2 separate regions of the Homo sapiens genome follow, and region 1 is linked to region 2. The links are chromatin contacts, found by POLR2A ChIA-PET in ENCODE. All regions are on one chromosome and are shown on one strand. The core of a region is the stretch at or near the end of the contact, and the rest is flanking DNA. Distances in the headings are between cores, read along the strand shown.

What was found. ChIA-PET counts read pairs that join two places held with the same protein, here RNA polymerase II (POLR2A).
Region 1: POLR2A ChIA-PET joins it to region 2 with 20 read pairs in PC-9. The contact joins two enhancer-like sites. POLR2A ChIA-PET finds 5 or more read pairs at or near these places in 2 of 52 experiments (HepG2 and PC-9).

The regions. Positions count from the first base shown.
Region 1 is chr12:50,711,948-50,717,164 of GRCh38, reverse strand. It overlaps DIP2B (disco interacting protein 2 homolog B), which reads right to left. Exons shown (of 38, transcript NM_173602.3): 23 at 2,569-2,770. Among named protein-coding and RNA genes, the nearest start is that of ATF1, 50 kb to the left of the region's middle. Within about 2 kb of position 1,829, at least 2 of the 41 ENCODE cell types and tissues checked have a DNase peak (open chromatin) inside an H3K27ac peak, as active enhancers do.
Region 2 is chr12:49,817,306-49,822,770 of GRCh38, reverse strand. The region is part of intron 1 of NCKAP5L (NCK associated protein 5 like); the gene reads left to right. It also overlaps the pseudogene NMTRQ-TTG6-1. Among named protein-coding and RNA genes, the nearest start is that of NCKAP5L, 8.4 kb to the left of the region's middle. Within about 2 kb of position 1,555, at least 5 of the 41 ENCODE cell types and tissues checked have a DNase peak (open chromatin) inside an H3K27ac peak, as active enhancers do.

The sequences.
Region 1 (5,217 bases), core at 580-3,079, 890 kb before region 2:
GACACCAGCCTGGCCAACATGGCAAAACCCCATCTCTACTAAAAATACAAAAATTAGCTGGGCGTAGTAGCTCACACCTGTAATCCCAGGTACTCAAGTGGTTGGATCCTGGGTGGCAGAGGTTGCAGTGAGCCAGATCACGCTACTGTACTCCAGCCTGGGCAACAGAGCAAACTCTGTCTCAAAAAAAAAAAAAAAAAAAAAAAGCAACAATTCGTAAATCTAGGATAGGCTACATGGGTGTTCCTCACTATACTATTCGTCTAACTTTTCCATAGGTTCGACACTTCAAAATAAACGGGGGAGCCCACTCCCTCTCTAGAAAAAAGTGCTAGGTTGCTCTCTTCATGGTCATCCGCCTCACGGAACTAAGAAGATGGCAAAAAGATGATAAAACAAAGCTTATTGCCAGCTAGGTTTTAAATAGGCTGATGCTATACTGGATTAATATTAAAAATCTTTTATTCTATCAAAATCTGTTGATCCTGAATATACTGAAACAGATGAGACAAAATCACTTAAATCATATAATCAATTTTCAAAGGGTAAATATTTGGGGAAGCTGGGTAAAGGGTGTAAGGAAAATCTTTGTACCATGTGGCAACTTTTTGTTTTGTTTTGTTTTGTTTTGTTTTTTGAGACAGAGTCTCGCTCAGTCGCCCAGGCTGGAGTGCAGTGGCACAATCTTGGCTCACTGCAAGCTCCGTCTCCCAGGTTCACGCCATTCTCCTGCCTCCCGGGTTCACGCCATTCTCCTGCCTCAGCCTCCCGACATGTGGCAACTTTTTTGTGTGAAATTATTTCAAAATGTAAAGTTTAAAAAATTTAAAAATAAAACAGAAAACTCAAAAAAGATAAAGTATTCCAATTGGTGAACAGTTTTAGTCTACAAAGTGTCTACTACAATTTTAAGTAAATATGCAATATTCCTCCCTAAGAAACTTCATGACAAATTATAGATATATCATGTTGGAGACAGCCTTTTAATACAGGCAGGGACTCAGAGTGTATTTATGTAAACTGTGCATTCTGGGATTTACATTATAAAATTAATAAAGGCATATTTTAAAAAGTGAATTTTGCAGTAGTTTAAAACAATAAAACTAATTCAGCAGCAGTTCCTGGATGTTCTTCTGTGTGCATTTCGTGAGTCTATGGGTCTGTGGGTCACAGAGAATGAAAGATACTGAAAGCAGTAACTCCAGGAAGCTAATTGCAGACACTGCTGTACCTGTAAATATGCCTTCTGATTTTCCAATAAAATTCTGTAAACGTCTTATGGCAAAAACTGCTAGTTATCAATTCCAGTATCCTATTCTTCTTCCTTAATAACAGAACCCCCAGTTTTTAGCTGGACACATGCCTGGAATAAAGACTATATTCTTTAGTGTGGGAGGATAATAAGTAAGAGGAAGTAATATGTGCAATTTCTAGAAAATATGTTAAAGGGAAGAGTATCCTTTCTTTACCTTTTCCTCCTACCTGCTGGCTGGGATGTAGAGGTTGGGGAGCCTAATGAGCCCTGGGGCAGTTGCTAATGATGGCTGTGGCCGATTATTTTATTTTCCCACAATCCTTCCTTTCTTTCTTGTCTTAGTTATGGCTGGATGGGATAAGTATACTTCATGGTCTCACTTGTTTAGGACAATGAAATGTTAGGACATGTGACACAAACAGAAGCTTTAAATATGCTCATGTGGCTTGGCTTGCTTTGTTGCTTCTGCCATCTGCCTTGAAAAAAATACGGCCCAGGTAGCTGCTGGTCCCATGATGAGGAGACACATGGAACAGCTCTGAACCCAACCTAAGCCTGGAGCCAAGTCAAGTCCAGTGGATCCCAGCCAAGCCAAGCAGATCCACATTCCATGAGTAAAAAGTAAATGCTTGCTACTTCAAGGCACTGAGTTTTAGGGTTATTTGTTCTGTAGCGTATCTATGACAAGAGGTGACAGACAAAACACCAGAGCAAAAAGATGGGAAGCTAGAAGAACATGATTGAGGAGTGACTATCCTAGCCTTTGGACTACCTAGCTCTGAACTTTTTTTACCTGACAAAAATATGCTTGTTTCTTGCCTGAGCTGCAATTTATGTTTTTCTGCAACCTGCAGCCAAGACTAGTCCTAACAAACACATTCTTTCTTTCTACAATAGCTCCAAAAGCATCTCAAGGATATGTTTGCCTCCGGGCTGCCTTAACACACCTTTTCCATCTTCCCTTTCTTTTTTGTTGAGACAGGGTCTGGTTCTGTCGCCCAGATTAGAGTGCAATGGCGCAATCTCGGTTTACTGCAACCTCCCAGGCTCAAGCCATCCTCTGTCAGCCTCTGAAGTAGCTGAGACTACAGGTGTGCACCACCGGGCCTGGCTAATTTTTTCCATTTTTTTTTGTAGAGACAGGATTTTACCATGTCGCCCAGGCTGTTTTCGAGCTCCTGGGCTCACACGACCCTCCCACCTTGGCCTCCCAAAGTCTTTGTAAACTAATTGTAGAGAAAGAATCACACTGAGAGAACCCAGCTTCTTGAAGTTGGAATTTTAGTGCCAGGTCTTGGAAGCCAGCATATTACCTGGTTGTTTTTGCCGGGGCTTTGGCAAGTTTGTCACACATGTATGGGGGCACATGAGGATGTTGCAAGGATGCAGTGATCCCTCCAGAAAGAGTTGTTTCGTCTGAGATATATGGATTCCTCCTAGTGGAGTTTTTGGCAATGTATTGGCTGGCACCAGAGCAAGACAATAAACCCCCACTTGATGAATGCTATCGATCGCCTAGAAAAATACAAACAAAAATACTCAGTGAGATCACTTCTATTACATTTGACATATTCCTGGTATAATCCATTATTTTACGCTACAATTTTTCTTACTCTACCCATTCTAGATCTAGAATCTGGCAGATCACTAAGATTCCATATATCTAGAGATTTAAAGATAATCATTAAGATAATACACATCTTTCAGCTGTGGCAGAGATTAAAAGAAGAGAGGTAAGATACAATCTAAATGGACAAAGGTGGATATTGACTTGCAACTCAGTATGTTCTCTTTTTAAGTTTTTATTCTTTTTAGAGACAGGGTCTCATTCTGTCAGCTGGGGTGGAATGCAATGGCACAAGCCATGACAGCCCCAAATTCCTAAGCTCAAGTGATCCTCCTGCCTCAACCTCCCAAGAAGCTGGGACTACAGGGATGCACCACTGCGTCTGGCTAATTTAAAATAATTTTTTTTCTTTTCTTTTTTTTAATTTTAAGGTTTTTGGAGAGATGGGGTCTCACTGTGCTGCCTAGGCTGGTCTTGAACTCATGGCCTCAAGTGATGCTCCCACCTTGGCCTCCCAAAGTGCTGAGATTACTGTCATACCATGCCCAGCCAATATGTTCTCTCTTAAGTGATAATGTCAAAAACCTAGAAATTTGTTTTGGTTCTTTTAATCTTTTAGCTATCAGCCAACAAAGCCTAATTAAACAGAAGTAAGGTATTTTTATTATGAACACAACAGCAGCTCTCTAAAGGAGCCCCCACTTAAGTGATTCACCATGTTACCATGCATCTCCTCTGAAAAACATCTGGGGTGAGGCCCATAGCACACCGAGCATTGGAGGCCACAAGCTACCCTGAGCGTACCTGTGCTCGCAGCCATGTAACTGCATGTTTGCTTAAAGTCAGCTGTGTTCCTACACTGTTTGACAGCTGTTCTTGTTGTTTTCACATAATGTAATTAAATATTATGTTAACTGACAAAATACAAATGCAAAAACACAGAAGGAGTTATGCTTTGGAAAGACACACTAAAAGTTAGCTCCTAAAAAACTTCTGTTCATAGGTCAGGCAAGTTAATCCTAAAAGTGAAGATACCCATTCAAGTCATTTTTCAAATACCCACATTCTGGTGCTAACTTACAGAAAATAAAACCAGGCCGGGTATGGTGACTCAAGTCTGTAATCTCAGCACTTTGGGAGGCCAAGGTGAGAAGACAGTTTGAGTTCAGGAATTTGAGAATAGCCTGGGCAACATGGCAAAACCCCATCTCTATATTTTAATTTTTAAAAAAATTTAAAAAGAAAAACCAGAAACTGAAGACAATGTATTTTGATATAGTTTATAGAAGTAAGCCGACCTGGACTTCAGGTTGGTATATTCGTAATCACACTTCTCTACATCAAAGGAATACATACTTAGATATTTTCTATTAAAATTTAATACTTGAAGAATTTCTCATTTTTATGGAACCAATCAACTTTATTTTATTTTTTTGAGACAGAGTCTTGCATTGTCACCCAAGCTGGAGTCCGATGGCGTGATCTCAGCTCACTGCAACCTCCGCCTCCTGGGTTCAAGCAATTCTCCTGCCTCAGTCTCCGGAGTAGCTGAGATTACAGGTGCCCGCCACCAAGCCCGGCTAATTTTTTGTATTTTTATTAGAGACGGGGTTTCACTATGTTGGCTAGGCTGGTCTCGAACTCCTGACCTCGTGATCCACCTGCCTCGGCCTCCCAAAGTGCTGGGATTACAGGTGTGAGCCACCGTGCCCAGCCCTTTTTCGTTTGTTTGTTTTTTTAAGATGGAGTCTCGCTTTTTCTCCCAGGCTGAAGTGCAGTGGCGCAATCTCGGGTCACCACAACCTCCACCTCCCGGGTTCAAGCAATTTTCCTGCCTCAGCCTCCCAAGTAGCTGGGATTACAGGTGTGTGCCACCACATCTGGCTAATTTTTGTATTTTTAGTAGAGACAGGGTTTTACCACGTTGGCCAGGCTGGTCTTGAACTCCTGATCTCAAGTGATCTGCCTGCCTCGGCCTCCCAAAGTGCTGGGATTACAGACATGAGCCATCATGCCTGGCTAAAACTGACCAACTGTTAATACTAGTTAGGAGGTTTCTACCGTATTACCCATAGGTCTTATTGAACAAGAGATACAATCTTAGAAGTAGAATGAACCCACAGTTATAAAGGTCAAACATAAAAAAAGGACAAGGCTGTATGTATGTATGTATGAATGACAGGGTCTTGCTCTGACACCCAGGCTGGAGTGCAATGGTATGACCACAGCTCACTATAACCTCAAATTGCTGGGCTCAAGTGATCCTCCCACCCCAGCCTCTCAAGTAAGTGGGACCACAGGCAGTGGCGTCTAGCTAATTTATTTATTCATTTGTTTATTCTTTGTAGAGCAAAGGGTCTTGCTCTGTTGTCCCAGGCTGGTCTTGAACTCAAGT
Region 2 (5,465 bases), core at 306-2,805:
TTCAAGACCAGCCTGACTAAGACGGTGAAACCTCATCTCTACCAAAAAATATAAAAATTAGCTGGGTGTGGTGGTGTGAACCTGTAGTCCCAGCTACTGGGGAGCCTGAGGTGGGAGGATCACTTGAACCCAGGAGGCAGAGGTTGCAGTGAGCAGAGATTGAGCCACTGCACTCCAGCCTAGGCAACAGTGAGACCCTGTCTCAAAAAAAAAAAAAAAAAATCTCACTCCCACCTCCATCGCGTTCTCCCCCATAATCATTTATTAGTTTCTTGTATATCCCTTGAGTTTCCTTACACAATACCAAATACACACAAATATATATTCTTTTTTTCATTCTTACCCAAAATACAGCGTAGCATGTCTACTGTATTTGTTGCCTTACCTATTAGCAGTACCTGGGTGTGCCTGGATTTCTCCTGCCGCCTATGTCGGCTCTCCTGTTTCTGGCTGTCTTAGTCTGTTTGAACTGCTATAACAACATACCATAAACTAGGCAGCTTAGAAACAACAGAAATTTATTTCTCACAGCTCTAGAGGCTGGGAAGTCCAAGGTGAAGGCAAGGGCAGATTTGGTGTCTGGTGAGGGCCAGCTTTCTGATTCCTGGACAGAGGCTTCTTATTGTGTCCTCACATGGTGGAAGGGGTGAGGAATCTCACCAGGCCTCTTTTCATAAGAGCACTAATCCCATTCATGAGGGCTCCACCTCCATGACCTATTTACCTCCCACAGCACCACCGCCCCGCCGCCCCACAATAGCATTACCTTGGGTATTAGGATTTCAACATGTGGATTTGGGGGGATACAAACATTCAGACCATAGCACTGGCCTTGACCACTCATCCCAGGGTTCCCCAGTTGGCCCCAAGTCATGAGCAGTGTTTGTTCACCTTTGTATACCAAACTTCATTCAGATGCCAGGATTCAGGTCAAACCGGCCTCTGAGGAATTCTCAAGCTATATGAGCGGCCTGTTCATTCAGCCAGCAGATTATTTAGAATTTACTGTGTGCCGGATGCTGTGCTAATCTCTAGGGATACAGTGGTGATCAAAAAAGTCCACGTTAATCAAGTAATTAAACAGTTTTATAATTATAGCTGTGATAAGGGTTGCAAAGAAAGGACATGTGCTATAAGAGCAAGTGCTCCAAGGACCTGCCCCACCTAGTGTTGGGGGTGGCCCGTGCCGAGGCACATGACATGGCACACATGCTGGGAGCAGGAGTCAGGCCAGGACTGCAGATGTGGGTACCATGTGGCCTAGAATGCTGGCTTTCTCAACTTGGCTTGAGTGGCTTCTCTTCTCCCCACTCCCGCAGTCTGTGGGATGTCCTGGGCCCCTTGAGTTTTATTGTGTCCAAGACAGGAGACCCCCTTCTCTGCCAGATGGTGCTGATCATTTCTCTTCCCCCACCCGCATCACATCGTCTTCTATTTCCCCAGCTCTGAGCCTGCAGGCTCCTGAAGCTGGAGGCTTTCTTTCCATTCCAGGCTGAGGGGAAGTTGGGGGGTGGGGATGGGGGTTTGCTTCTCACTTCCTCTGTAGACAGCACCTCACTTCCTGTCCCCCAGGCTAGAAGAAGGCTAAAACTCTTGGCTTTGCTGTCCCTTCCTTTCTCCTCCCTGACTGCTTTCCTGGAAAGCCTACAGGCCTTGAAGGAGCAAGGCAGCATCAAAGCCAGCAGCTTATCCCTGAAGGCCCTGCCGAGCTCCTTACCCCACCCTTACCCCGCACAAGGGACCTGGCTCCTCAGCTGCAGTCCTTTTCTAGATGGGATATTCTTCTCTCCTGTGCCCTGCAGGGGAGAGGAGTCAGAGTCAGAGGGCTCACCCCCATTTTACAGGAAGGAAACTGAGGCCCAGAGGGGTGCCAGCTTCACCTAGGGTCACGCGGTTTGGCTGCATGAATCTCAGGAGCAGAATCCCAAAAGCCTGACTCCTGTTTGTGATCACAAACAAGAGCAGAGCCCAGTGGGGGCTTGTGGGTGAACCAGAGCTGTTTTCTCCTCCCAGCGTAGAGCTGACAGCTTGGGGTGTCACCTCTGGGCTCTGGCTGGATGGTGCCCACTAGCTGAGCACTGGAGTTGCTTGAGTGCAGAAGGCATATTGGCTGGCCAGAGCCTATTCTTTTTGTAGAAAGAAGCCAGGAGATGGGGGCCTGGGTGCAGTGGCTCACGCCTGTAATCCCAGCACTTTGGGAGGCCAAGGTGGGTGGATCACAAGGTCAGGAGATCGAGACCATCCTGGCTAACACGGTGAAACACCGTCTCTACTAAAAATACAAAAATTAGCCAGGCATAATGGCACGCGCCTGTAGTCCCAGCTACTCGGGAGGCTGAGGCAGGAGAATCGCTTGAACCCGGGAGATGGAGGTTGCAGTGAGCCGAGATCGCGCCACTGCCTTCCAGCCTGGGCGACAGAGCAAAACTCCATCTCAAAAAAAAAAAAAAAAAAAAAGGCCAGGAGATAAAGTTTGGGGGATGGGCACTAGGAGCTGGAAGGGTATCTGCCCAGCACTCCTCCCCGTGCAGGTGCAGCCTCCCAGGCCCTATTGTCTCAGACCTGGGAGAAAATACTAATAGCTGATGTTTCAGTGGTCAGCTCTGCCATCACCTCCAGGAGCCTCTCTGCCTTGGTTCCTCCTGTGGGGCCCAGCATGTGTCTCTGGTTATGCCCAGGATATTGAAAAGATGCCAACTCCCTAATTCGGCCAGGGGATAGGAGAGGAGTTAGTTATTGGCATGGGCCAGGGAAGCAGGAAACCATCACCTTCAAATGTCCTTAGATCCAGCTGCACTGAGTCATTCTGGTTCCATATACACCCAGAGGTTTCTGCCTCCTCACTTCTGTTGCTGCCTTTCCTTCTGTGTGGAATGACACCCTTCCCTTTTGGTTGTATGTAAACCCCACCTGTCTTTACCTTCTGTTCACTTGATGTCTCCAATTCTGAAAAACGGTTTCAGCTTTAGCTTAATATTTCTCTCCTGATTTTTAAAGTTCTTCAAAAGACTCCTCTTATGGAACTTCCTTCATAGTACAGCTATCTATCCACATGTCTGTTTTCTTTTCTTCCCTTGAGGCAGAGTCTTGCTATGTTGCCCAGGCCGGTCTTGAACTCCTGGGCTCAAGCAATCCTCTGCTTCTATGCATTCAACTTTTTAGAATCCACATATGAGATCACGTGGTATTTGTCTGGGCCTGGCTTATTTCACGTAACATAATGTTCTCCAGATTCATCCACGTTGTTACCAATGACAGGATTTCCTCCTTTTTTAGGACTGAATAGTGTCCTATTATGTGTATATAGCATCTTTTCTTTATCCATTCATCTACTGATGGATACTTAGGTTGGTTCCATATCTTGACTACAATGAATAAACATGGGAGTACAGATATCTCTTCAACATCCTGATTTAATGGTAGTTCTATTTAAGGGTTTTTAATTTTTTTTTTTTTTTTGAAGCGGAGTCTTGCACCGTTGCCCAGGCTGGAGTGCAGTGGCGCAATCTCAGCTCACTGCGAGCTCCACCTCCCAGGTTCAAGCTATTCTCCCGCCTCGGCCTCCCAGGTAGCTGGGACTACAGGTGCCCACGACCACGCCCGGCTAATTTTTTGTAGTTTTAATAGAGATGGAATGGTCTCGATCTCCTGACCTCGTGATCTGCCCACCTCGGCCTCCCAAAGTGCTGGGATTACAGGCGCGAGCCACTGCACCCGGCCTTTTTTTTTTTTTTTTTTTAAATACAAGGTCTTGTTGTGTTGTCTAGGCTGGTCTTGAACTCCTGACCTCAAGTGATCCTCCTGCCTTGGCCTCCCAAAGTGTTAAGATTATAGGTGTGAGCCACTGGGTCTGGCCTATTTTAAGTTTTTTGAGAAACTTCCATACTATTTACCATAGTGGCTATACTAATTTATATTCCCTCCAGTGGTGTACAAGGGTTCCCTTTTCTCCACATCCTTGCCAACACTTATTTGTCTTTTTTATAATATTCTAAATGTATGAGGTAATATCTCATTGTGGTTTAAATTTACATTTCCCTGATGATTCGTGATATCGAGCATTTTTTCGTATACCCACTGGCCATTTGTCTGTCTTTTAAGAAATGTCAGGCTCTGCACGGTGGCTCATTGCCTGTAATCCCAGCACTTTGGGAGGGAGAGGCAGGCAGATTGCTTGAGCCCAGGAGTTCGAGACCAGCCTGGGCAACGTGGTCAAAGTCTGTCTCTACAAAAAAAATCCAAAAAATTAGTTGGGCGTGGTGATGCATGCCTGTAGTCCCAGCTACTCAGGAGGCTGAGGTGGGAGGATCAGCTGAGCCCAGGAGTTTGAGGTTGCAGTGAGCCATGATTGATTGCACCACTGCAACCAGCCTGCACTCCAGCCTGAGTGAATGAGATGTGTGGTTTACAAACATTTTCTCCTATTCTGTAGATTGTCTCTTTAATCTGCTGTTTCCTTTGCTCTGCAGAAGCTTTTTAGTTTGATGTAATCCCCTTTGTTGCCTGTGCTTTTGGGGTCATATCCAAAAAGTCATTGCCCAGACCAATGTCATGGAGTTTTTACCCTGTATTTTATTTTCTCCTAGTAGTTTTACAGTTTCTGGTCAGGTTTAAGGTTTTTTTGTTTTTTTTTTTTTCCAAGACACAGCCTTGCTGTGTCACCCAGGCCAGAGTGCAGCAGCGCGATCTCGGCTTACTACAACCTCCACTACCTCCTGGGTTCAAGAGATTCCTGTGCCTCTGCCTCCCAAGTAGCTGGAATTACAGGCATGAGCCACCACACCCAGCTAATTTTTGTATTTTTAGTAGAGATGAGGTTTCACCATGTTGCCCAGGCTGGTCTCAAACTCCTGACCTCATGTGATCTGCCTGCCTTGGCCTCCCAAAGTGCTGGGATGATAGGCATGAGCACTGCGCCCGGCCAGGTTTAAGTTTTTAATCCATTTTGAGTTGATTTTTATATATGGTGTGAGATGAGGGTCTAATCTAATTTCAGTCTTCTGCATGTGAATATCCAGTTTTCTCAACACTAATTACTAAGGAGACTGTCTTTCCCTGTTGTATGTTCTTGGCATCTTTGTCAGCAATCAATTAACTGTAAACATGTGGATTTATTTCTGGTCTCTCTATTCTGAACCATTCATCTAGTATCTGTTTTTATGCCAGTACCATGCTATTTTGATTACTATAGCTTTGTAGTAGGTTCTTCAAATCAGTTAGTGTAATGCCTCCAAGTTTGTTCTTTTGCTCAAGAACAAACTTTTGCTCAGCTTATTTACCTGGCTTTACTCTAGGATGTGGTGTGATAGGTAGCATGGAGAATTTTGGATTCTCAGGGGTAGGTTCAATTCCTATATTCTAGAAATAAGAGGATTTTAACCTCTATTGTTTACTCTATCAAAGTAATTCTTTTGTGAGATGTATTGCTTTGGCTATTTGGGGTCTTTTATGGTTCCATATGAGTT